Regions from separate parts of the Homo sapiens genome. Here region 1 is linked to region 2. A link is an interaction called in ENCODE POLR2A ChIA-PET data of the cell type or tissue named here. Cell type or tissue: OCI-LY7. All regions are shown on one strand. Links, peaks and the distances in the headings refer to the core of each region. The heading gives the core; the rest is flanking DNA. Region 1 overlaps ZMPSTE24 (zinc metallopeptidase STE24). Region 2 has its middle 42 kb from the start of MFSD2A.

What was found. Peaks named below come from ENCODE experiments on the same cell type or tissue, not always from the same donor. Only the 100,000 strongest peaks of a DNase experiment are listed, where the experiment ranks them.
Region 1: POLR2A ChIA-PET joins it to region 2 with 7 read pairs; 2 of 35 experiments call an interaction of 5 or more read pairs at or near these places.

The regions. Positions count from the first base shown.
Region 1 is chr1:40,261,636-40,273,325 of GRCh38, reverse strand. It overlaps ZMPSTE24 (zinc metallopeptidase STE24), which reads right to left. Exons shown (of 10, transcript NM_005857.5): 3 at 5,454-5,540; 4 at 4,791-4,907; 5 at 3,199-3,351; 6 at 1,291-1,432. Among named protein-coding and RNA genes, the nearest start is that of ZMPSTE24, 9.2 kb to the right of the region's middle. RefSeq lists an enhancer at 637-736. In OCI-LY7, for the core only: no CTCF peak of the experiment used is centred there; no DNase peak of the experiment used is centred there.
Region 2 is chr1:39,988,090-40,005,613 of GRCh38, reverse strand. No RefSeq gene overlaps it. Among named protein-coding and RNA genes, the nearest start is that of MFSD2A, 42 kb to the right of the region's middle. In OCI-LY7, for the core only: a CTCF peak has its summit at 9,435; a DNase peak (open chromatin) is centred at 9,483; H3K4me3 peaks cover 883 bases; H3K27ac peaks cover 1,575 bases.

The DNA.
Region 1 (11,690 bases), core at 9,155-11,654, 270 kb before region 2:
GGCTGGTCTCGAACGCCTGACCTCAGGTGATCCGCCTGCCTTGGCCTCCCAAAGTGCTGGGATTACAGGCGTGAGCCACAGCGCCCAGCCAGATGTCTGAAATTTCTATGTTCTTCCAGTTGCTGTTGATTCATTCTTTTCAGTTGTGACCATCTCTGTTCTCCTCTAACCCTGTGATTGTTTCTGCTTCTATTCCTTCATCTAACACTGCTGCTTCTCACTGGTAATATTTTATTTTAGAGCAGGGATCAGCAAACTGTAGCTCACAGGCCAAATCCAATCTGCCATTTATTTTCATAAAGTTTTATTGGAACACAGCCACACTCATTTGTTTAGTATTGTCTATGGCTGCTTTTGCGCTATAATAGTAGCACTGAATAGTTGCAACAGAGAACAAGTGGCCCGCAAAGCTAAAATATTTACTATCTAGCCCTTTACAAAAAACATTTGTGAAACCATAGCTTAGAGGAAATACAACTGAAACCCAGAAGGGTGAAGTCACTTGTCCAAGATCCTATAACTGGTAAGTGGCAGGAACAGAACTATTACATTCATTTATATGGACTTTATAAATTCTGAAAGTCATAGAACCTTACAACAGTTTCTCTCTACATCTCCGTAGTCTTCTTTGAGACTTTAATAGTCAACTACCAAAGTCTCAAAGAAAGTAATAGACTGGGTGTTAATGGGAAGTCAAGATTTGAGTAACGGTCAAGAGACCACTTAAATCTCAAAAGTAATCATCAAAAAAGCAGAGTATAACAAATCTGCAGTACTCAGTGGTACTGCAGTCTTTGGTAATCAATCTTCAGGTGAGTCCTCCAGAACACTGGATATTTTCTTGGAGGAGACAAGGCCAATAACACTGGCTTTGTTTAAGAGCCTCCAAACTAATACTAAACAGAATTTGACTATTCAAGAGTCCAACTTAACTACCTAAAAGAACTAGGCAGATAACAGAAGTGAATAAATCAGTCTAATATATAAGATAACATAACAGAGAGTGAAAAAGCCTTGGCCAAAAATTTAAAACAATACTGTAAAACCAAACAAACATAGCTGCAGACAAGAGCAGGATTTGGTATCAAGCCACCAGTTTCTATCCCTGGCCTATGTTATCAATTTCTGTAAATCTTAAAAAGCCAAAAGGTAAACTCCTAGCCTTTAAATAACAAATTTTAAAAAGAAAAAAACAAAAACTGATTAATTCTTTTATTAAAATTTTAAGAATAAAGTATCAAATAAAACAAACCACTTGGATAAAACTTTCTTATCCCCAGGTAGCCTTACCTTCCACAACATACACCTTCGTCAAAGGAAAGTCAATACTCTTTGCCATTACTTCAATTTCTTCTTTAAGCTTTCCCTCAGGCAGAGGTGTGAATTTGTCAAATAAAGGGGCAATATAATCAGCATAGATTGTGACAAGAACCTGAAAAGTAAATGTCAGAATAACATATGAACATGTTCTTAAAGAAAAAACATTCTTTATTATACAGATTAAATTATATTAAAACAACTATGTTGACCTCAAACTTGAGAACAAGGAACTTACTTGCTCTGGTATTCCCAGGCCCAAATAGTACCAGATAGTAAGAGCATAATATCTGTCTGATGAATTAAATTGAAATGAGTAGTCTGATAACAGAGTAAACTTATGAATTTTATTTTAAAGGATAATGCTACTAACAGTGATTAAAATCTCTAGGTGGTAATAAGTATAGTCCTTTCAAAACTATCTTGGGGATTTCTGATGCTTCATGAGTCAATCATAACACGCAGTTCTACCTTTTAGCGTAATCACAATAGACCTGAAGTCTTTCCCAAAAAAGAATTAGTAGAACTTGATTGTGTGCTGTTACTTGGTTGGCTTATCAGCTAAAATTAATTACCTGTAGTTCATAATTGTACAATGTGGTTGAAATAGCACTTCCTTAAGCATTTTTAGAGCATTTTCTCTGCTCTTTTTCATCTTACTTTAATTTGCCATACAATAGATACCTGTAAATCCAACTAGCGCCCATTTTCTGATCTTGATCCCATCAATGGAAAATGAAACAATGAGCATTATGTAATTCAGACTAAAATAAACCTCAGCTTGGGCATGGTGTCACACACCTGTAGTCCCAGCTACTCAGGAGGCCAAGGCAGGAGGACTGCTTGAGCCCAGGAGCTCAAAGCTGTAGTGCACTATGATCATGCCTGTGAAATAGCCACTGTACTCCAGCCTGGGCAACACAGGGAGGCCCTATCTCTAAAATAAAATAAACCTCATCAGTGGAGCTGAAGAGCTGATAGATGATAATTTCTGGGTGCACTGAACAGACCACTTTGGGTTTTTTCATTTGGGTTTTTTAAAAATTATTATTTGTAGAGACAGAGTCTCACTGTGTTACCCAGGCTGGTCTTAAACTCTTGGGCTTAAGCAATCCTCCCACCTTGGCTTCCCAAAGTGCCAGGATTACAGGCATAAGCCACTGTGCCTGGCCCTGAACAGACCATTTTGACTGCGTTGTAGTGTTTGTGTTGTGAAGCACTTGAGAGTATGGAAAGAGAAGAGGAATAGGAGATGTGAGGGAGGGAAAAATCAGGGGGAAAAGAGTGAGAGGGAAAAGGAAAGGAGAAGAGAGGCAGGAATAGGTGGCAGTTGGGGAGAAAAGGGAAGACAGGAGAAGGAAAGGAAGAAGAATGGGTAAAAGATAGAAGGGGAAGGGGAAGCAGATGGGGCAAAGAAGGGAGAGAGTGTCTAACGTGGAAGGGAAAGGCAAGGGAAGGGAAGCAGAAGAAAGCCAGTTAAGTATATGCTTTCTTTCTCTTGTCCCTCTTAAATCTCATTTCTCTTCAAAATAACCATGATTTTAGGCAGTGGAGGTCAGTCAGGAGTCATTAAATTATCACACTTAGTCATTCTGGTGGCAACTCGCAAATGCACAACCCAAAACTGCCTGACAACTGAATCATTAAAAGTGACTAACAACTAGTTTCTATGACCTGAAGAGTTAGCATAAGGAGAAGGAAATTTATGGTCAGTCAATACTCCTGTGTCTACAATCAAAAGCAGAAACCAAGGGGGAAATGTATATAAGCACCTATTTATATTTCAGCTGCTTCTTAAGAACTGTTTACATGCCAATGAAGATTACAGTAATCTCACCAAGGAACTTTTGCAAAAGAAAACGAAATAAAGATTTTACTCACCAGAGACACAACTAATGTGAACAGCCAGGCATAAATAAAAAAATAGTCACCCCCAATTTTAATAATGTAAAGTAGAAGTGAAGACACAGGCAACAAAATACACTGAGTCACAACAAATTTCTTGATTGCATCTTTCATGAAGAACCCCAAAGTCTGCAAAAAGAAAACATTACCACAAGAAACTGAGAAACTGGTTCTGCTTTTTAAAATAACTGATAAATAAATACAAAGGATACATTATTAAAGCAATTTTTAAAATTAACATGCAGTGAAACTATATTATATGACATTAGGCAGCTTAAGACAATGGGTAAATGTCTTGCATTTTACAGCTGAAAATTCATTTAAACCTTATTAACTGAGGACGAGTGCAGTGGCTCACAACTGTAATTCCAGCACTTTGGAAGGCCTAGATGGGAGGATTGCTTGAGCCCAGTAGTTCCAGGCCAGCCTGGGCAACATAGTGAGACCCTGTCACTACTAAAAATAATAATAAAAAAATTAACCCAGTGTAGTATAATTCATCTATAGTCCCAGATACTAGGCAGGCTGAGGTGGGAGGATTGCTTGAATCTGGAAGGTCGTGGCTACAGTGAGCCATGATCCTGCCACTGCACTCCAGCCTAGGTGACAGAACGAGACCCTGTCGCAAACAAACAAATGATTAGTAGCTGAAAAACAATAGATATTAGTGCTAAAGGAGTTTATAACATAAATTTCTTTTTTTTTTTTAAGAGACAGGTCTGGCTCTGTTGCCCAGGTTGGAGTACAGTGGCACAATGATGGCTCACCGTAGCCTCAACCTCCTGGGCTCAAGCAATCCTCCTGCTTTAGCCTCCCAAGTAGCTGGGACTTCAGGTGCATGCCACCACAACTGGCTTTTAGAATTTTTTTGTAGAGATGAAGTCTCACTATACTATCCAAGCTGGTCTTGAACTCCTGAACTCAAGTGATCCTCCCGCCTTAGCCTCCCAAAGTGTTGGGATTACAGGCGTGAGCCACTGTACCCAGTCAAGACTTTTTTTCTTTCTTTTTTTTTTTTTTTTTTTTTTTTGAGACGGAGTCTTGCTGTCACCCAGGCTGGAGTGCAGTGGCGAGATCTCAGCTCACTGCAAGCTCTGCCTCCCGGGTTCACGCCATTCTCCTGCCTCAGCCTCTCGAGTAGCTGGGACTACAGGCGCCCACCACCAAGCCCGGCTAATTTTTTGTATTTTCAGTAGAGACGGGTTTCACGGTGTTAGCCAGGATGGCCTCGATCTCCTGACCTTGGGATCCACCCGCCTCAGCCTCCCAAAGTGCTGGGATTACAGGCATGAGCCACTGGGCCTGGCCTTAAGTATTTTTTTTTTAAAATCAGTGTTGACCAGGTTGGCCTCGAACATGTAGCCTTGCCTCCCCGAGTGCCAGGGCAACTGGCCAGAGCCACCGCGGCCCCCAAGACTTTCAGCTATGATCTTTACCATATCTGTAGTTCCCTTTTTTCTCAATTCATACTCTGAAATAGTAAATTATGTTTAAATTATAAACAGTACAGGACAAAAGCACAGAAGTTTTTCACATTTAAAAGAGAACATTTGTATTCTTTATTATACCTGTTGATTGAAGCCATGTTTTTCTTCTATCACAAAAGTATTATAAAGACTCCATGGCAAACCAGTCAATGCACTGAAAAGTGTAGCCAACAGCAGAAACACCAGGGACTGAGTGATCTAAACAAAAGAAAAAACAAAAATCCAGTTTTTATGAACTACTGGCAAACAAATCAACAAGTATTTGCTGAGCACTTACTTACTACATCCCAAGCAATATGCTTGATTCTATGGATAACATAAGGTCTGAAATATCATCCCTGCCTTCAAAAAAGTTTACTTTTGAGAGAAGTAAATGAGAAACAAAACAATTCCTTTTTTATTACACAGGCACTATATGAAAGGTACCTTAAATCATACAGACAAATCCCTAAGATAAAGAGCCTGGATTCTTGGCTTACCACATGGAAGAAAGTCACCTGATAACTAAAAATACTCACACTGGACTATTACGTGATTGAGAAATAAACCATTGCAAATAAGCCTGTGATATTCTGGGATTTGTTATTGTAACTAATGTTATGCCAATACAGCATGGGTAACCAAGGACTATGCAAACAGAGAGGCAAATCTTAACATTGGCAGAAGCCAAAAAATTAACTTTAGTGGAAAGCCTGCCAAGCTAAAAGAAATACCATGACAAATACATGCTAATGAATCACATACCTCATATTCTGGTCCAAAGCCAGCATAACCACAGAACCGTCCAGAAAGTCTCCAGAGATAAGGTATTCCTCCAAAGAGAAGAATAAGCTATAAAACAAAGCATACTTTGATCACAGTTGAACAGTACTAGAAACTATCATATGAGAAAGCATGGTATAAAGAAAGAAAGGACAAAATAATCATCTCTATTAAAAAAACAAAAGAGGCCAGTACGGTGGCTCATGCCTGTAATCCCAGCACTTTGGGAGACTGAGACAGAAGCATCGCTTGAGGCCAGGAATTCAAGACCAGCCTGGGCAACAAGGTGAGTTGAGACCCCATCTCTACAAAAAATTTAAAAATTAGCTGGGCCTGATAGTGCGTACCTGTAGACCCAGCTACTTGGGGGACTGAGGTGACAGGATTGCCTGAGCCTGGGAAGTCAAGGCTCCAGTGAGCCGTGATTGTGACACTGCACTCCAGCAAGGCAATAAACTGAGACCCTGTCTCAAATAAAATAAAATAAAATAAAATAAAATAAAATAAAATAAAATAAAATAACAAAATAAAATATTTTTTTAAAAAATAGACCTATTTCACATTTAGCATAAATTATGCATTTAGATGAGTACTAACCATTGAGATACTAAATTTAGGTGGTTAATATAACATTTTTGTCTGTACACTATATATGGATGAATTGTATGGTATATGAATTGTATGGTACATGAATTATCTCAATAAAGCTGTTCTAAAACAAAACAAAAAAAAACCTTTTGTCAAAAGACCACAACAAAATCACAAACTAAACTTAGAAAGGTTAAACAGCTGGGTATGGTAGCATATGCCTGTAATCCCAGCACTTTGGGAGGCCAAGGCAGGCAGATTGCTTGTGCTCAGGAATTCGAGACCAGCCTGGACAACATGGTGAAACCTGTCCCTACAAGAAATACAAAAATGAGCCAATTATGGTGGCATGATTCTGTGGTCCCAGCTACTCGGGGGAGCTGAGGTAGAAGGATTGCTTGAGCCTGGGATGTCGAGGCTGCAGTGGGCCATGATCGTGCCTGCACTCCAGCCTGGGTGACAGAATGAGACCCTGTCTCAAAAAAAAAAAAAAAAAAAAAAAAAACTTGTTCGAAATCCAACAGCTAATGAGTGATAGAAATGGAATTTGAACCACATTAATATGGCTCCATAATTGTCTTTTCTGTGAAAGAAAATAGTCCTTTTCCATCAGAACAAAGCACAGAAGTGGAGAGTCATGTCCACTTACTAAACTGGGGAACAGAATGGGATTATCTGTGTCTTTGCTGGGTCAGGAAGAGGTGAGGTAGGGGCCCGGCTTTCACAGGAGAAGGCTCTTCCTCAGCACCACCCTTTGTCTTGGTCTTGGGCAGATAAAGTGAACACAGACATTCACTAAATAACCAGGACATTAGGAGCTAGGAAGCAGCTCAAAATTTGAGAAGAATGCATGTTTAAGAATTCTACCGCCCAAAACACATACAACTTTGTGGAACTCATTTGTCAAGAGGAATCAATTTATTTTTTCTCTCTGTAGGACAGCAGCTTAGGAACACAATGATCAATCACATTCCTTGACTAGAAGCACAATATTCCCACTGGTTCAGACATAGTTCCTCATGGTTTGAGGGGTTTTGGTACTATCATATTTCATGGGTACCCTTCCAATCTAATTCCCATTTTCATACATGTATCTACAAATAATATAGTGATTTATGTATGCTTTTAAAGAATGTATATAAATGACATCATATTATACTTATCAGTCTATGATTTGCTTTTTATATTCTAAATTTTCTTAGATCCATCCATGGTGGACTTCAACTTTATTTGGTATTATCAGGATATTTCCTAAAGTGTTTATAACAAATTACACTCCCATCAGCAGTACTCCAGTGTTTCTGTTTTCCCACAATCTCACCCACACTTTAAACTATCCATCTTTTAGACTGTTACCAGTACATTGGATTGGTTTAATATCATGGGTCTCAAATATGGTCTCTGGACAGCAGCAACAGCATCTGGGAATTTCTTAGAAATGCAAAGTCTCAGGCCCTACCCCAGATGTACCAAATCAGAAGCTGGAAGTGGGGCCCAGCAGTTTCTAGGTAAACCTGATGTACACTAAAGTTTGAAAATCATTGCTTTAATAAATTGTTTTCTTTTTTTAAGAGACAGAGTCTCACTCTGTCACTCAGGCTAGGGAGCAGTGTTATGATCATAGCTTACTGAATTTTTGAACTCCTGGGTTCAAAGGATCTTTCCATGTCAGCCCCCCAAGTAGCCAGGACTGTATGCACCACCATACTTGGCTAATTTTAATTTTTTGTACAGATGGGGTCTCACTATGTTGCCCAGGCTGGCCTCAAGCAGTCCTCTCACTGTGGCCTCCCAAAGTGCTGGGATTACAGGCATGAGCTACTGCACTCAGCCCCAATAAATTGCTTTTCAAAAGGCTCCCCTAACACTACCTCCAGGTATTTCCACTTTACTACAACTAATTCAATCTTAGACATAAACCTTGTTTTCCCAAAAGACATGCTTTGGTACCACTGTCTGACATATGCTGTAGTTGTTGATCTAATTGACCTGGGATGGTATTTCTTTCAGCCAATTCCCAATACTAATAAATAATGTATAATTAAGGACTTATAATGCTTTTAGTAAAGGCCACAGCAACTATTATTAAAAGTCCAGTATTTAAATAAGCATCAAGGGTAGTTTTAATATGAATTCTGAATGATCTATAAATGCATTTGAAAACTGATACTGCAAACCTTTTGGGGACTGAAAAACAAAGCATGTTTAGTTTCTTTTGGGGACTGAAAAACAAAGCATGGTGAACTGTACAATGTCTCTATGTTGACAATTTCACTAAGCATGCTCCCAGGGTTGTTCTATGGCAAAATTAATGATCCCAGAAAAAATAATTCCAGCGCTTTGACATATATTATTTCACTACATTCTTTTTTTTTTTTTTTTTTTTTTTGAGACAGGATCTCACTCTGTCACCAGGCGGGGGTACAGCAGTGTGATCACAGCTCACTGCAGCCTCCATCTCCTGGGCTCCAGCAACCCTCCCACCTCAGCCTCCAAGTAGCTAGAACTGCAGGTGCACATCACCACACTCAGTTGATTTTTTAAAAATTTTTTTGCAAAGATGGGGTATCACTATGTTTCCCAGGCTGGTCTCAAACTCCTGGGCTCAAGTGATCCTCCCACCTGAGCCTCTCGAAGTGCTATGATTACAGGATTGAGTCATCATGCCTGGCTTCACTACTACAGTCTTGAAAAACAGGCAGGGAAAAGGGTATAATCATCTCTATTTAATAGATGAGGCAACTGAAACTCTTTAACTGAAAGGTTACTTTAACTGAGAGGTTGAAGTAACTTGTCCAAAGAAACCCAATGACTAAGTAATTCCTACGCATTGAGCTTCATTTACGCTATCTCACTCACTTAGTCCTTGCCACAAACCATACAAGGTATGGCTTAACATCCACACACTTCTTATTTTATTTTTATTTATTTTTGAGATGGAGTCTCACTCTGTCACCCAGGCTGGAGTGCAGTGTTGCAATCTCAGCTCACTGCAGCCTCCACCTCCCGGGTTCAAGCAATTCTTGTGTCTCAGCCTCCTGAGTAGCTGCGACTACAGGCATGTGCCAACACGCCAGGCTAATTTTTGTATTTTTAGTAGAGACAGGGTTTCGCCATGTTGGTCAGGCTGGTCTCAAACTTCTGACCTCAGGTAATCCGCCCCCACCTCGGCCTCTCAAAGTGCTGGGAATACAGGCGTGAGCCACCGTACCCAGCCCACTTCTCATTTTAAAGATGAGAAAACTTAGGCTCAAGAAGGTGAAACTGCTCACATAGAAACATGCAAAAATTAGAGAAGCAACAATTTAAACTTTTCGACCCTGACCTACTCTGCTCCCCAGCCATTCCATTTCTTCAGTGGGCCCTTTATTGATATCTGTGAGATATTAGAGAAAGTGTCTCAGAGAGGCTGGAATTTTCTGTCTGGGTGCAGTGTCATATTTATGTGAACAGTGGCAACCATAAATGGCCACACAATGACTCTATTTAGGTTCCCTCAGGTAGAAAGTACTACGGCAAAAAAAAAAAAAAAAAAAGTCGAAGCTAATCTTCTCACTTGATCTCTGTGACCAAAACATACAAACCTATTAATTCTAATCAACACAAAATAGAAATTAATGAACTTGTTTCCAAACAAAACAAGGTTTCAAAGTTACCCAAAATATTCTTCCTGCCAAGCATAAATGCAGCCAGAAAATCCCCAGAGATAAATTTAGCACATTCATGTTGCAGTCTTTAGAGTTTCAAGAATGGATTTTTCAATGTCATTTTAAAGACTCAGCAGAACAGAGTTTGAAACCCAGTTATCCTACTTATTAGCATGTCCCTTGGCAATTAAACATGCAAACCCTTTAATTTATCCAAGCCTTTGCTTCCTCATTCATAAGAAGGGAATAATAATGCCTATCCTTTCCACTTCACTGTTGTAAACATCAAACAATACATATAAAAACTATGTATGAAGTGAAAATCATGACGACTATTAACTATTACTGTTCCCAACCTTAGCCCATCAGTACTGCTTCTAGTTTGAGCCACAGTACATTACAAAGCTCTCACTTTATATATGTATTCTCCCTATTTCTGTCATCCCCTAGAACAAACAGCCATTCCTATGGTCACCAACCATAATTACCAAGCTACTGTCTATCTTTCCTGGCACTATTTACCAGGGACAACCAAGGAGATTGAAAATGCTTTTCCTATTATTTTACTATGGCCCTGTAGTGGGTAAAGTCAAAGGACTTCCAAGAAGCAAACATCAGAAAGAGAATAGTGTCTACCTCATCTAATTGCCTTGTCATTATTAAACAGAGAATTCAGACTTTTCAGAGATGAAGAAAATATGGGAGCTATTAATCAGTATAGAACAAGAACTCTTGAGTATTACTTCTTCAGGTAGTGTTGTTAAGTTGTTCAACAATTCTCTGGAACTGGTGAAACAGAAGGGGAAATGTCAGTTGACAAAACAGCAAAACTCAGCCGTCAGACATCAACTGCAGAAAGAAGAGGCAAATACACTTACCAAGCAATGGAGGGAAAACATGCAAAATATTAAGTCAAGTTTGGAAGCAACTAGCTTTTGGGGAGAATGATACATTTAAGATCTTGGATATGTTTAATGTATTTTTTAAAGTTACTATAATTCTTTTTTGAGCTCCCTTTAGTCTTTTTTGGACCAAGGCCATTATATAAATACATAAGTAAACTCTCTTTCATCTATTTAAAAAAAAAAAAAAAAGAATAGTGTCTAAATTAACCACTTCTACTTCCATCTGTCTCTGAAGGATGATTTCCTACTTGTGACATGTCCCTAACAGAAGCAATGCTCAGATAAATTAACTAAAGCCAAGTCTTTATTGAAAAGATTACTTAATAGCAATAGCTGTGTATCCCCAAAGCCAATGAGACTTTGTTTTCCAAATCATTTATTAATTTTTCTAAATACCAAAATTTAACTCTTCTAGAAGCATTGCCATTTTCCATCACCTTGAAGAAATAAGTGCAGTTTCTAATAATTTGGATCTAACCACACTAGTCTTATTATTCCATACTTGTTAAGAAAAATTTTGTGATGAGCTAGACAATTCTGTCATTTACCACAGCTACATAAAGCCAGTTTCTTTAACTCATGAAACAATGATGGTAGCTGATCATAATTCTTTTAAATTTAGGAATCTTTCTCTTAGTGGTACTAGTAGATCTAAAAGTTCTAGAGAAATGATGATGATGATGATCAGGATGATAAAAATAAAAGTGGCAGGGCACAGTGGCTCATGACTGTAATCCCAGTACTTTGGGAGGCCAAGGCAGGCAGATCACGAGGTCAAGAGATCGAGACCATCCTGGCTAACATGGTGAAACCCCGTCTCTACTAAAAATACAAAAAATTAGCCAGGTGTGGTGGCACGCGCCTGTAGTCCCAGCTACTCAGGAGCCTAAGGTAGGAGAATCGCTTGAACCCGGGAGGTGGAGATTGCAGTGAGCCAAGATCGTGCGACTGCACTCCAGCCTGGGCGACAGAGCAAGACACTGCTCAAAAACAAAAACAAAACAAAACAAAAAAAGCAACAAAAAAACCCCACATTATTTCATTCAATAAATAGGAACTATATGCTGATTACATGCCAG
Region 2 (17,524 bases), core at 8,147-10,646:
CTCAGATAGTGGTCCTGAATACAATGTGTCAGGAATTACTGGTACCCTTTCTAAAACCTTTTCCAATTCAGATACTGTGGAGTTATGCCTGAGGAGAAAATTGCAATATGCATTTGTTGAAAATACTGAATCACTAAATATTATCTCATTTTTGGGTCCTCTTTGCAATGGGACCCTCTTAATTGAGCTAATGCCAAGAGATTAAGTACTAATTAAAATTATTTGGCCACAAGCAACAGAAGCCAACTCTGATTAACTTAAAAAAGAACATAAAGGAATTTATTGAAAGAAAATGTGAAAATTCACAGAGTCAAAAGACAATTTGGAAAAAAAAAAAAGAACCGTGCGAACAGCCAAGTATCAAGATATACAGGAATCAAGGCAGTTCTGGACATGCAGGTAACAGAAACTCATAGGAAATCCCTTCAGGATACTGCCCGAAAATGAATCAGCTTCAAGTTTTCTGTCTTCCTGTCTCCCACTAAAATTTTCTTCCAGAGAAATCACTTCCAGTTGATCTAGCTGGGATTGAGTATCATCCCCTGACTAAGGAAGGGCATTGAACAATGATTGACAGCCCCACCAAACCAGTGTGTAGTGGGGGAGGGGGTGTTCTCCAGAGAAAGAGGTAGAATGCTGATAGAGAAAAACAACAGATGTCCTCTGCATTCCAACCATGGGTTGCCAAGCAACGTCTTCCCACTTTTTAAAATGCCATATACAATTTTTTAAATGCCTCTGCCTAACATAATTATCTCAGATGCAAACAAAAGATACACTCAACTCCTTCTAAAAGGAGACAACCCATGTTCATTTATTTCTTTCCTAGTTCCATCATGACCCCTCTCTATAGTTTACAATTTGTGTACTAAATTACAAATTTAACCATCATCAACCCATACCACACGATTCTAAGAGAAAAGAGAAAGAAAATTACTTTAAAAATATATCTGACTTTCTGCATATTACTATAAGTAAGTTATACCTCAATAAAGGAGAAAAAATATCCATGACACAGCAAGGAAGGAATACTGGTAGAAGCTACAGTCCTCATTCATGGAACTGATCATGGTACTTATGACTTCTCTCATCCCCCACCCAATCACATTGTCTTGCCATTGATTGGCCAGCACATCAGTTGGTTTAGCGCTTTGCCAGGTAGGTTGTGGAACTCAGCCTTCAAGGTAGCACCAAATGACTCTCACCTCTTGATCCATGCCTTTGTGTAGTCCCCTCCCATATTAGGTATATCCTAGAATATTTTAGATTGTTGGAATTATAGCCCTTCCCCAGCATAGCTACATCTTCTGCTCTAAGTTGATCAGTTTCTATCACTTTAGTAAACTATTTATCTGTCTGGTTTCAGCTCTTTCTTCACTCTGGACCCTGGAGATGTTTTTTTTCTTCCAACTTCATTCTACATTTCTTTAAATTTTGGCCAGCATTTCTTTTTCTTTCTTTCTTTCTTTTTTTTTTTTTTTTTTTTTTTTTTGAGGTGGAGTCTCACTCTTGTAGCCCAGGCTGGAGTGCAGTGGCGCCATCTCAGCTCACCACAACCTCCACCTCCCAGGTTCAACCAACTCTCCTGCCTCAGCCTCCCAAGTAGCTGAGATTACAGGCACCTGCCACCACATCCGGCTAATTTTTGTATTTTTAGTAGAGAAGGGGTTTCGCCATATTGGCCAGGCTGGTCTCAAACTCGTGACCTCAGGCGATCCACCCGCCTTGGCCTCCCCAGGTGTTGGGATTACAGACGTGAGCCACTGTGCCCAGTCTGGCCAGCATTTCTAAATATTTATTACAAGAACATCTTCAGATTATATAGTCAGCAGATGTTGAATTGAATGTTCTGTGTGTTTACTTTTCTGTCTCTCCAACTAGACTACGAGCTTCATAGATTGTCTTGCTCATAATTGTGTTCCCATAAACTAGCACTGTGGCTGGTACATAGTAGGCATTCATTACATGTGTGTTGAATGAATGAATGTAACCAGGGAAGGGATGAATGCCATAACCGGACATGAATTGTCTCCTTTTGGAAGGAGTTGAGTGCATTTTTTGCTTGCATATGAGATAGTTACAAAAATAAAGAAATTAATTGATTAATGAAGATATATCAGACTTGCCCATTTAAGATTATCATTCAGAATTGTCTACTGTTGATAATGAAACCTCAAGAGTTGCATTTTACATATTATTGCTTGGCCCACAAATACAGTGGTTATTTGAGTTTTACTTCTTCTTATATGTTATTTTTAAGCCTTGAAAGTCTCCAGAGGAAGTGGAATTTGGTTATGCTGACCTAGTTATAACACTGACTCGACATGGCTTTCTCTATGTCAGGGTAATAGAAATAAAATTTATTTCTGTGAATATATCATTTGCATTGGCATTTATAGAGCTTAGTATTTAATTGATGACTATTTTAGTGATTGACTTGAAAATTTACATTGTTTAGAATAGGTATCCCTTAGACTGTGGAGTCATAGACCTGGTCAATTTCATGATCAAAAAAGAATTCTTGAATTAGACTCAATCAATTTAGTAAACTATTTCACTTTAAAAAAAAAGAATTCTCAATTGTCTTTTTCAAACATGTGTTTACCCTCATCTTCCATTTTTCTTTATTCTTTCTCTTTTTTTTTTTTTTTTTTGAGATGGAGTTTTGCTCTTGTCGCCCAGGCTAGAGTGAAATGGCACAATCTTGGCTCACTGCAACCTCCACCTCCTGGGTTCAAGCGATTCTCCTACCTCAGCCTCCCGAGTAGCTAGGATTACAGCCGTGTGCCACCACACTCAGCTAATTTTTTGTATTTTTAGTAGAGATGGGGTTTTACCATGTTAGCCAGGCTGGTCTCGAACTCCTGACCTCAAGTGATCCTCCCGTCTCGGCCTCCCAAAGGGCTGGGATCACAGGCATGAGCCACTGCGCCCAGCCATCTTCCTTTTTTCTGTAATTTCATCTACTAGGTCAGGCCAAACTCTAGGAAGCAACCTTCAATCCTCTTTTCCTCCCATCTCTCAACCCCCACCCCACCCACCTCACGTTCAATTCTTTAGCAGTCCTGTTGTCTCTCCCTTCAAAAGATATCCAGGATCCAACCACTTATCAGAAGTCCCACCTACCAACGCTAAACCCACATCATCTCCTGCCTACACCACTGCAATACCCCCTTAACTCATTTGCCTGCTTTTACTCTTGTCCCCACTATCAGCTCTCCACACAACAGCTAGGGGAACTTTTCAAAATACAAATCAGATCACATCAGATATATAGTCACAGGTCAATTTAAAAGACAGCTTCCAGCCTGGCCAACATGGCAAAACCTTGTCTCTACTAAAAATATGAAATTTAGTTGGGTGTGATGGCCAGCGCCTGTAATCCCAGCTACTCAGGAGGCTGAGACAGAAGAATTGCTTAAACCCTGGAGGCCGAGGTTGCAGTGAGCCAAAATCAGCCACTGCAATCTAGCCTGGGTGACAGAGCGAGACTCCATCTCAAAAAAAAAAAAAGATAGCTGGAAAACATAGCTTCTGTGTCATCCCTGGCTATACTATAGCAAGCCAGGGGCCATCTCATTAAAAATGGTGTGATATTCCATCCCTAGCAAATTAATTTTTTTTTTTAAAAAAAGGAGGGAGATCTTACTGCCAAGGGAACTTATAAATAACAGAGGTTGGCCTAATCATCTTGGCTCTTTTCCACACTTCATAATACAGTACAAACAACCTCTGAACAATCAGCATAATGCTGAGAAAATAGTCATAATAACCCGGATGTTTTCCGGATAGATTCTTGCTATTTCTACTTGTTTCTCTCATTTCAAAGTTGACCTTTAATGAGCTAGTGAAAGGCTGGTTTCTGTGATGATCCAGGCTTCCTGCTCTGATGTTATGCTACCCATTCAGCAGTAATTAATATGGTGGAATTTGGTCCTTTTCCACATTGCCTTCCAGAAGGACTGATGGCCAGAAATAAAGCAGGCAGAAAGAAGTTTCCCAAATCTCAGGCAGGCTTAGAGGCATATTTACCATGAAGCTAAGGAAGCTTAAAATTTAAGAACCCTTACTTGCAAAACACTTTTCCAAGAACTTGTACCTAATTTTGTATTCATACTTTTGTATTCTTTTTCTTTTCTCTTCTTTTTTGAGAGAAGTCTTGCTCTTGTCCCCCAGGTTTGAGTGCAATGGCTTTATCTTGGCTCACTGCAACCTCTGCCTCCCGAGTTCAAATGATTCTCCTGTCTCTGCCTCCCAAGTAGCTGGGATTAAGGCGCCTGCCAACACGCCTGGCTAATTTTTGTATTTTTTAGTAGAGATGGGGTTTCACCATGTTGGCCAGGCTGGTCTCGAACTCCTGACCTCAGATGATCCACCTGCCTCGGCCTCCCAAAGTGCTGGGATTACAGGCGTGAGCCACCGTGCCCGGTTGTATTCTTTTTCTTAAAGGACTCCACCTGTTTGAAAGCAAGCTTTCAGTTCCTCTTCCTAGGTTTTATGACAATTACCAGGAATAGGAGACATGAAGAACTAGGGGAAGGGAGCAGCAAATGCAAAGCTCCTGTGGCCTTCCATTTGGCTGGTACGAGGTTATCAGGTTGCTTACGGGATGAGAAATCTTCTGTCCTAACCATCTCATGTCATCAGCATCCATATACTTTTTTTTTTTTTGAGACAGAGTCTCACTCTGTTGCCCAGGCTGGAGTGCGGTGGCGCCATTTCAGCTCACCGCAACCTCTGCCTACCAGGTTCAAGCAATTCTCATGCCTCAGCCTCCCAAGTAGCTGGGATTACAGGCATGCACCACCACACCTGGCTAATTTTTGTGTTTTTAGTAGAGACGGGTTTTCACCATGTTGGCCAGACTGGTCTCAAACTCCCAACCTCAGGTGTTCTGCCCACCTCAGCCTCCCAAAGTGCTGGGATTACAAGCGTGAGCCACTGCACCCGGCCTCAGCATTCATACTCTTTTTTTTTTTTTTTTTTTAATTTATTTTTTTATTGATAATTCTTGGGTGTTTCTCACAGAGGGGGATTTGGCAGGGTCATGGGACAATAGTGGAGGGAAGGTCAGCAGATAAACAAGTGAACCTTTGTTTTCCTAGGCAGAGGACCCTGCGGCCTTCCGCAGTGTTTGTGTCCCTGATTACTTGAGATTAGGGATTGGTGATGACTCTTAACGAGCATGCTGCCTTCAAGCATCTGTTTAACAAAGCACATCTTGCACCGCCCTTAATCCATTTAACCCTGAGTGGACACAGCACATGTTTCAGAGAGCACAGGGTTGGGGTAAGGTCACAGATCAACAGGATCCCAAGGCAGAAGAATTTTTCTTAGTGCAGAACAAAATGAAAAGTCTCCCATGTCTACTTCTTTCTACACAGACACGGCAACCATCCGATTTCTCCATCTTTTCCCCACCTTTCCCGCCTTTCTATTCCACAAAGCCGCCATTGTCATCCTGGCCCGTTCTCAATGAGCTGTTGGGCACACCTCCCAGACGGGGTGGTGGCCGGGCTGAGGGGCTCCTCACTTCCCAGTAGGGGCGGCCGGGCAGAGGCGCCCCTCACCTCCCGGACGGGGCGGCTGGCCGGGCGGGGGGCTGACCCCCCCACCTCCCTCCCGGACGGCACGGCTGGCCGGGTGGGGGGGCTGACCCCCCACCTCCCTCCCGGATGGGGCGGCTGCCGGGCGGAGACGCTCCTCACTTCCCAGATGGGGTGGCTGCCGGGCGGAGAGGCTCCTCACTTCTCAGACGGGGCAGCTGCCGGGCGGAGGGGCTCCTCACTTCTCAGACGGGGTGGTTGCCAGGCAGAGGGTCTCCTCACTTCTCAGACGGGGCGGCCGGGCAGAGACGCTCCTCACCTCCCAGACGGGGTCTCGGCCGGGCAGAGGCGCTCCTCACATCCCAGATGGGGCGGCGGGGCAGAGGCGCTCCCCACATCTCAGACGATGGGCGGCCGGGCAGAGACGCTCCTCACTTCCTAGATGTGATGGCGGCTGGGAAGAGGCGCTCCTCACTTCCTAGATGGGATGGCGGCCGGGCGCAGACGCTCCTCACTTTCCAGACTGGGCAGCCAGGCAGAGGGGCTCCTCACATCCCAGACGATGGGCGGCCAGGCAGAGACACTCCTCACTTCCCAGACGGGGTGGCGGCCGGGCAGAGGCTGCAATCTCGGCACCCTGGGAGGCCAAGGCAGGCGGCTGGGAGGTGGAGGTTGTAGCGAGCGGAGATCACAACACTGCACTCCAGCCTGGGCACCATTGAGCACTGAGTGAACGAGACTCCGTCTGCAATCCCGGCACCTCGGGAGGCCAAGGCTGGCGGATCACTCTCGGTTAGGGGCTGGAGACCGGCCCGGCCAACACAGCGAAACCCCGTCTCCACCAAGACCAGTCAGGCGTGGCGGCGCGTGCCTGCAATCGCAGGCACTCGGCAGGCTGAGGCAGGAGAATCAGGCAGGGAGGTTGCAGTGAGCCGAGATGGCAGCAGTACAGTCCAGCTTCGGCTCCGCATGAGAGGGAGACCGTGGAAAGGGGAGGGGGAGGGGGAGGGGGAGAGGGAGAGGGAGAGGGAGAGGGAGAGGGAGAGGATTCATACTCTTAACACAGCAAACACTGCTCTGAGTCCTTCCTAAGAATTCTGACAGATTGCTGGCTGCATGGATATCAGTGAAACCCCATTGGGAAAGATGTTCCTAAATATCTTGATGGTGAAACTGCATATTCACTTGATCATCCCTTCTTCACAGAACAACACGGACACCAGTTTGCAATAGATAGTTCCACTTGGTCTTGTCTCTCTGCCACTGAAGATATGGGCTGTGAACCACTGAAATCTGGGCATGACGCATTTCAACTTCTTGGAACGCAGCTTATTAAACTGAACTTGGCTTATTGAACTTAACTAGAAGTGGCTGGGCACAGTGTCATGCCTATAATCCCAGCACTTTGAGAGGCCAAGGTGGGCAGATCACTTGAGGTCAGGAGTTTGAGACAAGACTGGCCAACATGACAAAACCCCATCTCTACTAAAAATACAAAAAATTACCCAGGCATGGTGGCAGGCACCTGTAATCCCAGCTACTTGGGAGGCTGAGGCAGGAAGGAGAATCGCTTGAGCCCGGGAGGTGGAGGTTGCAGCAGTGAGCTGAGATTGTGCCACTGCGCTCCAGCCTGGGCGACAGAGCAAGACTGCATCTCAAAACAAACAAACAAAAAACTGGCTAGGTACAGTGGCTCACGCCTGTAATCCCAGCAATTTGGGAGGCCGAGGCAGACATATCACCTGAGGTCAGAAGCTCAAGACCATCCTGGCCAACATGGTGAAACCCCGTCTGTACTAAAAATACAAAAATTAGCCAGGTATGGTGGCACGTGCCTGTAATCCCAGGATTTGTAGTTACTTAAGTAGTTCCAGTCTTAGGCAAAATTGTACAAAGCGACTTAACCAGCATTAGTACCTCCCAGGTGCTAACAATAGCCTCCCCTTCATCATCTCTAAAGCAGGACCTTAAAGATTTACTGAAGTATGCCTTCAGTAATTTTTTTTATGTTTAAGACTAACCATAAAAAAGCACCTGCCAAAACGATATAATCTTCAGATCCACAAAACTCAACTTCATCTCCTCCATACTTCAGGGACTGGCAAACTGAAGATTTTGTAAAGTTTCTTTCTTTCTTTTTTTTTTTTTTTTTTTTTTGAGACAGAGTCTCACTCTGTTGCCCAGGCTGGAGTGCAGTGGCGCAATCTCGGCTCACTGCAACCTCCGCCCTCTGAGTTCAAGCGATTCTCCTGCCTCAGCCTCGGGATTACAGGCGCCTGCCACCACGCCCGGCTAATTTTTTTTTTTTTTTGTATTTTTAGTAGAGACAAGGTTTCACCATCTTGGCCAGGCCGGTCTTGAACTCCTGATCTCGTGATCCACCGACCTTGGCCTCCCAAAGTGCTGGGATTACAGGTGTGAGCCATTGCGCCCAGCTTGTAAAGTTTCTACTTAGAGATCAAGTTAATAAAATATCAATATATTAATGATTAAACAGGTACACAGAACATTATATATTTCCCAGCAGTGTGGAAGTCCATGTGATAACTCAAGTTTCCAGTCTGGCTAAAAGTCACTCTGCTTCTAATTTTACCTAATATTCTGTGCTTCCCTCCTACTTATTAATTATCACATAACTGGCTGGGCACCATGGCTCACACCTGTAATCCCAGCACTTTGGGAGGCCGAGGCAAGCGGATCACCTGAGAGGTCAGGAGTTCAAGACCAGCCTAGCCAACATGGTGAAACCCCGTCTCTGGTAAAAATACAAAAATTAGCTGGCTGTGGTGGCGTGCACCTGTAATCCCAGCTACTTGGGAGGCTGAGGCAGGAGAATCTCTTGAACCCAAGAGGCAGAGGCTGCAGTGAGCCAAGATTGCACCACTGCACTCCAGCCTGGGTGACAGAGCGAGACTCCATCTCAAAAGAAAAAGAAAAAAAAAATCACATAACTGAGGAGGTTCCCAGGCAAGTTGCATGGTTGAATAAAGCCAACGTTTTTTTCCTTAGGTTTTTATAGCTGTATCATATGTATTACAGAGGATGGATTCCATTAAATATAAGACCCTACATGATGGATTCAAATATTCAAGTTGGAGGTTCAGAACTGGAGAGAGCAAAATTGCTCAGCATAATAGAGGAAAACCACTTTGGGGTACAGAGGGCAGTTCTAGAGGAAAGAGGAAATGGGAAGGGGAGAGAATGAAGCCAGGAACATTTTAAAAGATACAGAGTTAAAGGTTAGTGAGAAACCCTTAGAATAGTAGGACAACTGAAAAAAAAATTAAGATTGGAGTTGATCCTTATGCAAAGTTTAAGTGTACATCACTTCAATTTAAACACTTCCTTCATCATCTCCCTGTACTCCACCTCCAAATCTTTCATAATACATGCTACCCATATGAATGCTTAGTATGAGTAGTATTTGTACAACTTGGAGAAAGCAATGAGATCATATGTGTGGAATCCCAAAAGAAGAGGGATCATGTGAGAATGGAATCCATGGGAGTTCATGGGATCCTTGAAGAGTCTGTGGGTTTCCTTCATGGGGTCTGGGATTGGAGGTTAGAGGCAATTTTAAGTAATCTCAGAGGGTAGAGAGCTGGGCTACACATAAAACCTGTGTGCTTGGTCTCTCCTCTTCTCATTCTACAAGGCATGTCTGGAGATGGGGAGAGTCCTGGGCATTGCCCTTGTTCCATCTCCCTTTGGATCTATGCCTGTTGGCAGATGTTCCTCTGCAGCCCACTGATTTGCAATGAGGCCTGCCACTCAGGCCATGGAGCATAGCCTTGGGAGTCATGCAGTGCTCATGGTGCCTGGCCAACACTCCTCTCATCAAACTGTGAGCTGCGCCACTCAGAGAGGGGGCACCTGTTTATAACTTGCACCAAGGGGCCCTGTGGGGTAGAGGTAGCCCTGCTGCCTCCAGCTGTCAGAACAGGAAGGGGAACTTACCCCTCCCACACCAGTCCTTTATAACACCTCCTCACCTACCTTCCCCTGGAGGTTTACACAGTTCTCCACACTTGGGTTTTACAAATTGTTCCTGCCCTAGTGACCTCACTCCCTCTACCCTTGTAATTTGCAAAGCTGCCTCCCTCGCCATGGAGTTAGGACTTCTCTTTGCAACACAGAACAAGTTGTATTTATTTTTTTTGATCCTTGGCTTTTCAAAACTGTGCTCCCTTAGGCCTGCTGGGGATAATAAGCAAGCCTATTGAAGAGTCAGGTACCTCTTAAATGGCTTCTCCCTTTTCTACACAAAGACATAAAGGCACTGCCAAAGCTTTGAAACTAAACCTAGACTCCTGCAGTCTGTGCTTGTGTGTATTACATAAAAAGGAGCCTAGAGAAAGGGAGAAAGAAGGGGACACAGAGTGAGGTTTTCTTTTTATTGTATTTATTTATTTATTTAATTTTTGAGACAGAGTCTCACTCTGTTGCCCAGGCTGGGGTGCAGTGGCACGATCTCGGCTCACCACAGCCTCTGCCTCCCGGGTTCAAGTGATTCTCCTGACTCAGCCTCCTGAGTAGCTGGGAATATAGGCTCACACCACCATGCCCGGCTAATTTTTGTATTTTTAGTAGAGACGGGGGTTTCACTATGTTGGCCAGGCTGGTCTCGAACTCCTGACCTCATGATCCACCCACCTCGGCCTCCCAAAGTGCTGGGATTACAGTCATGAGCCACTGTGCCCAGCCAAGAGTGTGGTTTTCTTTTTCTAGTTGCAATTGTTTGCATTTTCTGATTCTTCCGAAATCAGTACACAGAGACTCAGGGAGGTTATATAAATTGCCTGAAGTCACACAGCCGGTACCTTGTGAACTGTAAGTTAATCCCAGGACTTCAGGCTGCTAGTATGGTAGAGCATTTCTGCTATAGCTGAGCTAGCCACCGAGCCTGGAGTAGAAAGATGTTTTCCCTTCAGGAGAGACATATTACTGTCCCTCAGCGGGTGAAAACAATGGTATAGGACCTAAATACTTCTACGATCAAACAGAGTTAAAATACCCAAAACACCCACCTCCTGAGGTGTCTGCCCGCTTCACTCCCAGGTGGGCAGTCCTACATACCAAGTGTGTGTTTGATGACTCTGCCACAGGGATTGGACCAGCAATATCACTCTCACTCTTGTGATGTCTCTCTCTCTCTCTCTCTCTCACACACACACACACACACACACACACACACACACAAATCTGTAATTAGAATCAGGAGTATCCAATTCAATCTGGGAAGGTTGAACGGAGGAGATACATACTTGGGAGCTGTGGGCTGGCCTCTTCTACCTGCCATGTGGAACGAGCAGCTGAGCGGTGGTGTGCAGACAGAGGAAGAGCCACTTATGAGAGGAGGAAATACAACGGGATTCCTGATATCTTTAGTTCCCGGTCCCACTGGGTTTCTACTTCATTTGGGGAGTCACAGAACTTGGAATAGAGAGCAATACATCCCAAATCAGTCATTTCCAAACTATAAGTCAATACCAATTTATCACATGTTTTCATGTAACAAGAGGCCATATAGATTAATGATTTTTTTTTTTTGAGACGGAGTCTCACTTTGTCACCCAGGCTGGAGTGCAGTGCCATGATCTCGGTTCACTGAAACCTCCTTCCCACGGGTTCAAGCTATTCTCCTATCTCAGCCTCCGAGTAGCTGGGATTACAGGTGCGTGCCACCACGCCCAGCTAAGTTTTTGTATTTTTAGTAGAGATGGGGTTTCACCATGTTGGCTAGGCTAGTCTCGAACTCCTGACCTCAAATGACCCACCTGCCTTGGCCTCCCAAAGTGCTGAGATTACAGGCGTGAGCCACCATGCCTGGCTAGATTAACAATTAAAAGCCCCAATGAGGACATAGACTGCTTGGGTGAGCAGGGTAAGTTTATCAGTATCTGTTTCCCCAACTATAAAACAGGAATATAGGCCGGATGCAGTGGCTCATGCCTGTAATCCCAGCACTTTGGAGGGGGCTGAGGCAGGCGGATCATGAGGTCAGGAGTTCGAGACCAGCCTGACTAACATGGTGAAACCCCGTCTCTACTAAAAATACAAAAATTAGCCAGGTGTGGTGGCGCGTGCCTGTAATCCCAGCTACTCAGGAGGCTGAGACAGGAGAATTGCTTGAACTGAGAGGCGGAGGTTGCAGTGAGCCAAGATCGCACCATTGCACTCGAGCCTGGGTGACAGAGCAAGACTCCATCTCAGAAAAAAAAAAAAAAGACAGGAATATAATACTGAATAGTAGCTTTCTCATACAGTTTTTATGATGGTTAAATGAGTGGATCTGTCTCAGAATAATGACTCAAACATAGAAGGCAGTATGTAAATGTTATCTATTATCCACATTTGTTTTCTCCTCCTTGCTATTTCATATGTCACAAAGTTAACCACTACCAATAATTCCTGTATAAGGTAGTGAAGAAAAGGAGAGGCAAAATTTTGGTTAATATATGCAAACATATACATAACAAAGAAAAGAGGAAAATAGGCCGGGCACAGTGGCTCACACCTGTAATCCCAACACTTTAGGAGGCCAAGGCAGGCAGATCACCTGAGGTCAGGAGTTCAAGACCAGCCTGGCCAACATGGAGAGAAACCCTATCTCTACTAAAAATAAAAAATTAGCTGGGTGTTGTGGTGCATGCCTGTAATCCCAGCTACTTGGGAGGCTGAGGCAGGAGAATCACTTGAACCCGGGAGGCGGAGGTTGCAGAGAGCCGAGATTGTGCCACGGCACTCCAGCCTGGGCAACAAAAGCAAAACTCCATCTCGGAAAAAAAAAAAAAAAGAAAGAAAGAAAAGAAAAGAGGAAAATATACATAGTTGTAAAAGTCTGTATTTCTGTATCAGGTCACATGGCCAAGACCCAACAAGTCAAAGGTGTTGCTCTTGATGTAGCAATTACATAGTAGGTCCTGGAACTAAGGTCTCCTGATCCTAAGTTCAATGCTTGTTCCGTCACCCTGTATGTCCTGCAACCAACCACCTGTTGCAGTTTCCTTGGGAAGAGTGTGAAAACCTAAGCCCAGAGGGTGTTATGAAAACTGCTCCGGGCCAGGTGCGGTGGCTCACACCTATAATACCAGCACTTTGGGAGGCCAAGGCGGGCAGATCACCTGAGGTCGGGAGTTCAAGACCAGCCTGACCAACATGGAGAAACCCTGTCTCTACTAAAAATACAAAATTAGCTGGGCGTGGTGTCACATGCCTGTAATCCCAGCTACTCAGGAGGCTGAGGAAGGAGAATCGCTTGAACCCGGGAGGCAGAGGTTGTGGTGAGCCAAGATCGCGCCATTGCACTCCAGCCTGGGCAATATGAGCAAATACTCTGTCTAAAAAAAAAAAAAAAAGAAAAGAAAGAAAAGAAAACTGCTCCATGCCTCTACTTCTGGTTGGGGAACCAGGCTATTCCAACTTGGCCTGTCCAGTGGGGCTTCCACACCTATGTAATTGATGAAGAGGAAGAAGGCTTAGTAGTGATAATATTCGATTTTGAGAAGTATTTTGCAAAGAATCCTGTAGCAAAAAAATATATATCTGCTAATATTTAGGAAATGAGGAAATACAGAAATCACAAGAAACCACCACAAAGTGATCTCATCTGCCAAAGGCATCAAAGTGGGTGATTCACAGGAGGATGTCTGGAAGCTGCACCCCAATCTCTCATCCTCTATCTGCTGAAGCCCTAGGCCTACTCACCACCAATAGAATTATAATGGCCTCTCCTGTCCTTCTGCCATCCAAATTTCACATAAGCACCTCTCATTTGCAGCATACAGGCTAGAATCCTGTCTAGGGAGGCTAAGAAATATAGTTCCGAGGCTTCTAGCTCCCAAAACATAGGAGAAAGCACAGGAGGAAGTGAGAATGAGGCAGAGATGCCAACAATCTGGTATGGTATACACCAAGCTTGTCCATCCCGTGGCCCACGGGCCACATGCAGCCCAGGATGGCTTTGAATGTGCCCCAACACAAATTTGTAAACTTTCTTAAAACATTATGAGTTTGTTTTTTTTTAGCTCATCAGCTATCATTAGTGTTAGTATATTTTACATGTGGTCCAAGATAATTCTTCTTCTGCCAGTATGGCCCAGGGAAGGCAAAAGATAGGACATCCCTGGTCTATACCTTTGGCTAGTCGGTGAAATTCATATACACTCTTTTATCTATGTTTAACTTTCAAACAACAATATTAACGACTCTAGTTAATACGAGGCACCTACATGGCAGACCAGGTCTCACTAACCCAGGCCTCCATAACAAATGTTTCAGCACTGACTGAGGGGTTGAGTTACATATTAAAAGCTGATAGAGGCAGTGTCCTTATACAAAGGCTGGAATGTAACAAAAGCTCACCAAGAGTTTTGCCCAGGACTTTCCTGAGCCTTGAAGCATGACAAGATAATTAAGCAATTCTTTTTTTTTTTTCTGAGACGGACTCTCGCTCTGTCTCCCAGGCTGGAGTGCAGTGGCATGATCTCAGCTCACTGCATGCTCTGCCTCCCGGGTTCATGCCATTCTCCTGCCTCAGCCTCCCGAGTAGCTGGGACTACAGGCGCCCGCCACCATGCCTGGCTAATTTTTTGTATTTTTAGTAGAGACGGGGTTTCACCGTGTTAGCCAGGATGGTCTCGATCTCCTGACCTCGTGATCTGCCCATCTCAGCCTCCCAAAGTGCTGGGATTACAGGTGTGAGCCACCACCCGGCCAATGAAGCAATTCTTAACAGGACTTATTTAGGATTAAATAAGTTTCATTAGGGGTCTGAAGAAACTCCCCAGACCTCCACGAATAAGTTTACTGAGAGTCTGAAGGAACTCCCCAAACCTCCATGATTTAGCAGGAGACAAGATAAGGGTAATCACCCCAGCACCGGGAGCCATTTAGATTAAATAAATTTACTGAGGCTCCAGAGGAAGGTCTTCAGGACTCAGATCTCAGTTACAGGAGAAGTTAATCACTCACGTCTTTAGATGAATGCACACTTACACGTAGACATATAGCTTAGAAGGTGCATAAGCTCTGGAAACTCTGTAATTTTGAGTTCGTCTGTTGATATTTTCCAGGCCTTCTCCCTGTACCCAGTTACAGAAATAAACTCCCTCCTTTCCCAATTCATCTGCATCTCGTTATTGGGCCGTGAGAATAAGCAGCCCTTCCCTTGGTTTGACCCGTGAACACCTATTCCTTATATAAATAAAGGTGGTTATGGCTGAACTGCATTCCCTCAAAATTTCTATGTTGAAATCCTAACCCCCAGTTCCCCAGTTCCTCAGATTAAGACTATATTTGGAGACAGGATGTTTAAAGAGGTAATTACGTTAAAATGAGCCCATTATGATGGGCCCTAACCCAATCTAACTGGTGTCCTTATGAGAGGAAATTTGGGCTTGGTGCAGTGACTCACACCTGTAGTCACAGCACTTTGGGAGGCCAAAGAGGGCGGATCACTTGAGGTGAGGAAGTTGAGACCAAGAGGAGAGGCCTCGGGAGCAAACCAAACCTGCTGACACCTGGATCCTAGACCTCCAGTTTCCAGAACTGTGAGGAAATAAATTTCTGTTGTTTAAACCACCCAGTCTGTGGTATTTTTGTTTGTTTTTGAGACAGAGTCTCGCTCTGTCACCCAGGCTGGAGTGCAGTGGCGTGATCTTGGGCTCACTGCAACCTCTGCCTCCCAGGTTCAAGCAATTCTCCTTGCCTCAGCCCCTCAAGTAGCTGAGATTACAGGCGCTTGCCACCACACCTGACTAATTTTTTGTATTTTTAGTAGAGATGGGGTTTCACCATGTTGGCCAGGCTGTTCTCGAACTCCTTACCTCACGTGATCCACCCCTGCTCAGCCTCCCAAAGTGCTGGGATTACAGGCGTGAGCCACCCTGCCTGGCCGAGATCCAGTCTTTTTAAAAAAAAAAAAAAAGTCACACTGGCTGGCATGTTGCAAATAGAAAGTAGAGACCAGAGTCGAAGCATAGAGACCATTTTGGAGGCTGTTGTAACCATTTGGGGAGAGATGACAATAGCTGGGACCAGGGTGGTAGTGATAATGATGGCAGTGATTATAAAAAGTGGTCAAATTGGAACGCATTTTGAAAGTAGAGCCAACTAAATTGACTGATAGATCAGATATGGGGCATGAGAAAAAGAGAGGTCTCAGGAATTAGTCTAATATTGTTGGCCTGAACAAAGTAGAAGAATTAAATTGCCACATACTAAGCTAAAATAAATCTGGGAGAAGAGAAGGATGGGGGTGTATCTGTTGGGGAATAGATTCAAGGTTTTGGTTTTGACATGTAAATTTTGAGGCTGGGTGCGGTGGCTCACGTCTGTAATCCCAGCACTTTGGGAGGCCAAGGCGGGCGGATCATGAGGTCAGGAGTTCGAGACCAGCCTGACCAACATGGTGAAATCCTGTCTCTACTAAAAATACAAAAATTAGCCAGGCGTGATGGCGCATGCCTGTAATCCCAGCTACTCGGGAGGCTGAGGCAGGAGAGTCACTTGATTGAACCTGGGAGGCAGAGGTTGCAGTGAGCCGAGATCACACCACTGTACTCCAGCCTGGGCGACAGAGCAAGACTCCATCTCAAAACATAAATAAATACACAAAATAAAAATAAATAAATAAATATTGAGATGCCAGTTAATGGTGTAAATCGAAACATCACGTATAAATGTGCATATTCAGCAGAGAGGATAAGCCTGAATAAATAGTTTTGAAGACAGTGAATGTATTAATAAATCCGCAGGACCAGAGGAGATCACCTAGACCAATGATTCTCCACTGGTATGACCTACTCATTAGAGAAAATTCTGGAAACGTGGCACAACATTGATGGGGGAGGATGTCATGATGATTAGGGTAAGGAGCTCTACAGGGGGGTTCAGTGGGTGGGGCCAGGGCTGCTAAACATCCTGCAATACACAGAACAACCCTGCACTACAGAAGTTGACTCACATCCCATAAGACTCTCAATTGTCCTGTCAGACATTCATTTGGTGAAAAAGATGTTTATTATTTATCTCATCCTAGAATCTAACTCTGTTTTCCACATGAACCAAAGTATTTTCTGTATGGTTTTCATATACACTGGGTTTCCCAGGAACACCACTTCCATGTAATTGATGAAAGAGTGTGCTTTGTTTTGTTCAGAAAATCAACAACACACTGCTTGCTGGAGCTGCCAGTCCAGTTCTCCCGGATTGGTCTGCCGGTAGCAACTTTGACAGGCCCACTGATTCTAGGAATGACCACAAGCATCTGATGTTTACACTGGGCTTCTGATAAAGTTGTGTGTAATTTTTACATGTTCAAGCATATAATATTTGTATGCATTCATTTCCTCTTATTTTTCTTTGTATTACGTTTAGGAAATTAAATTCATTTGTTTGAAATTATGTATGTAGACCGGGTGTGGTGGCTCATGTCTGTAATCCTAGCACTTTGGGAGGCTGAGGCAGGTGGATCACCTGAGGTCTGGAGTTCAAGACCAGCTAGGCCAACATGGTGAAACCTCTTCTCTACTAAAAATACAAAAATTAGCCAGGCATCATGGCGTGTGTCTGTAATCCCAGCTACTCGGGAGGCTGAGGCAGGAGAATCACTTGAACCCTGGAGGCAGAGGTTGAAATGAGCCAAGATCGCACCATTGCACTCCAGCCTGGGCAACAGAGCAAAACTCTGTTCCAAAAAAAAAAAAAAAGGAAATTATGTATGCAGATAATTGTGAGGGGGTATTCTCCATTTGCCCCTCCAGATCCACTCTGCTCTTCCATACCTTGCTTCCTGCCCCAGAAGACTGACTGTTACAGATGGCATCAGCCAGCTTTCTTGCCCAGTGGCTTCCCGCTGGGTTCAGCCAAGGCGAGATACCATTCCCTCATGTTGGCCCCTCAGGCCTAAGGGTGGCAGATACTCTCTCCAGTGCTCCACAGTTCCTTGTTGGTTCTCTTTACTTTGCCCACATCTT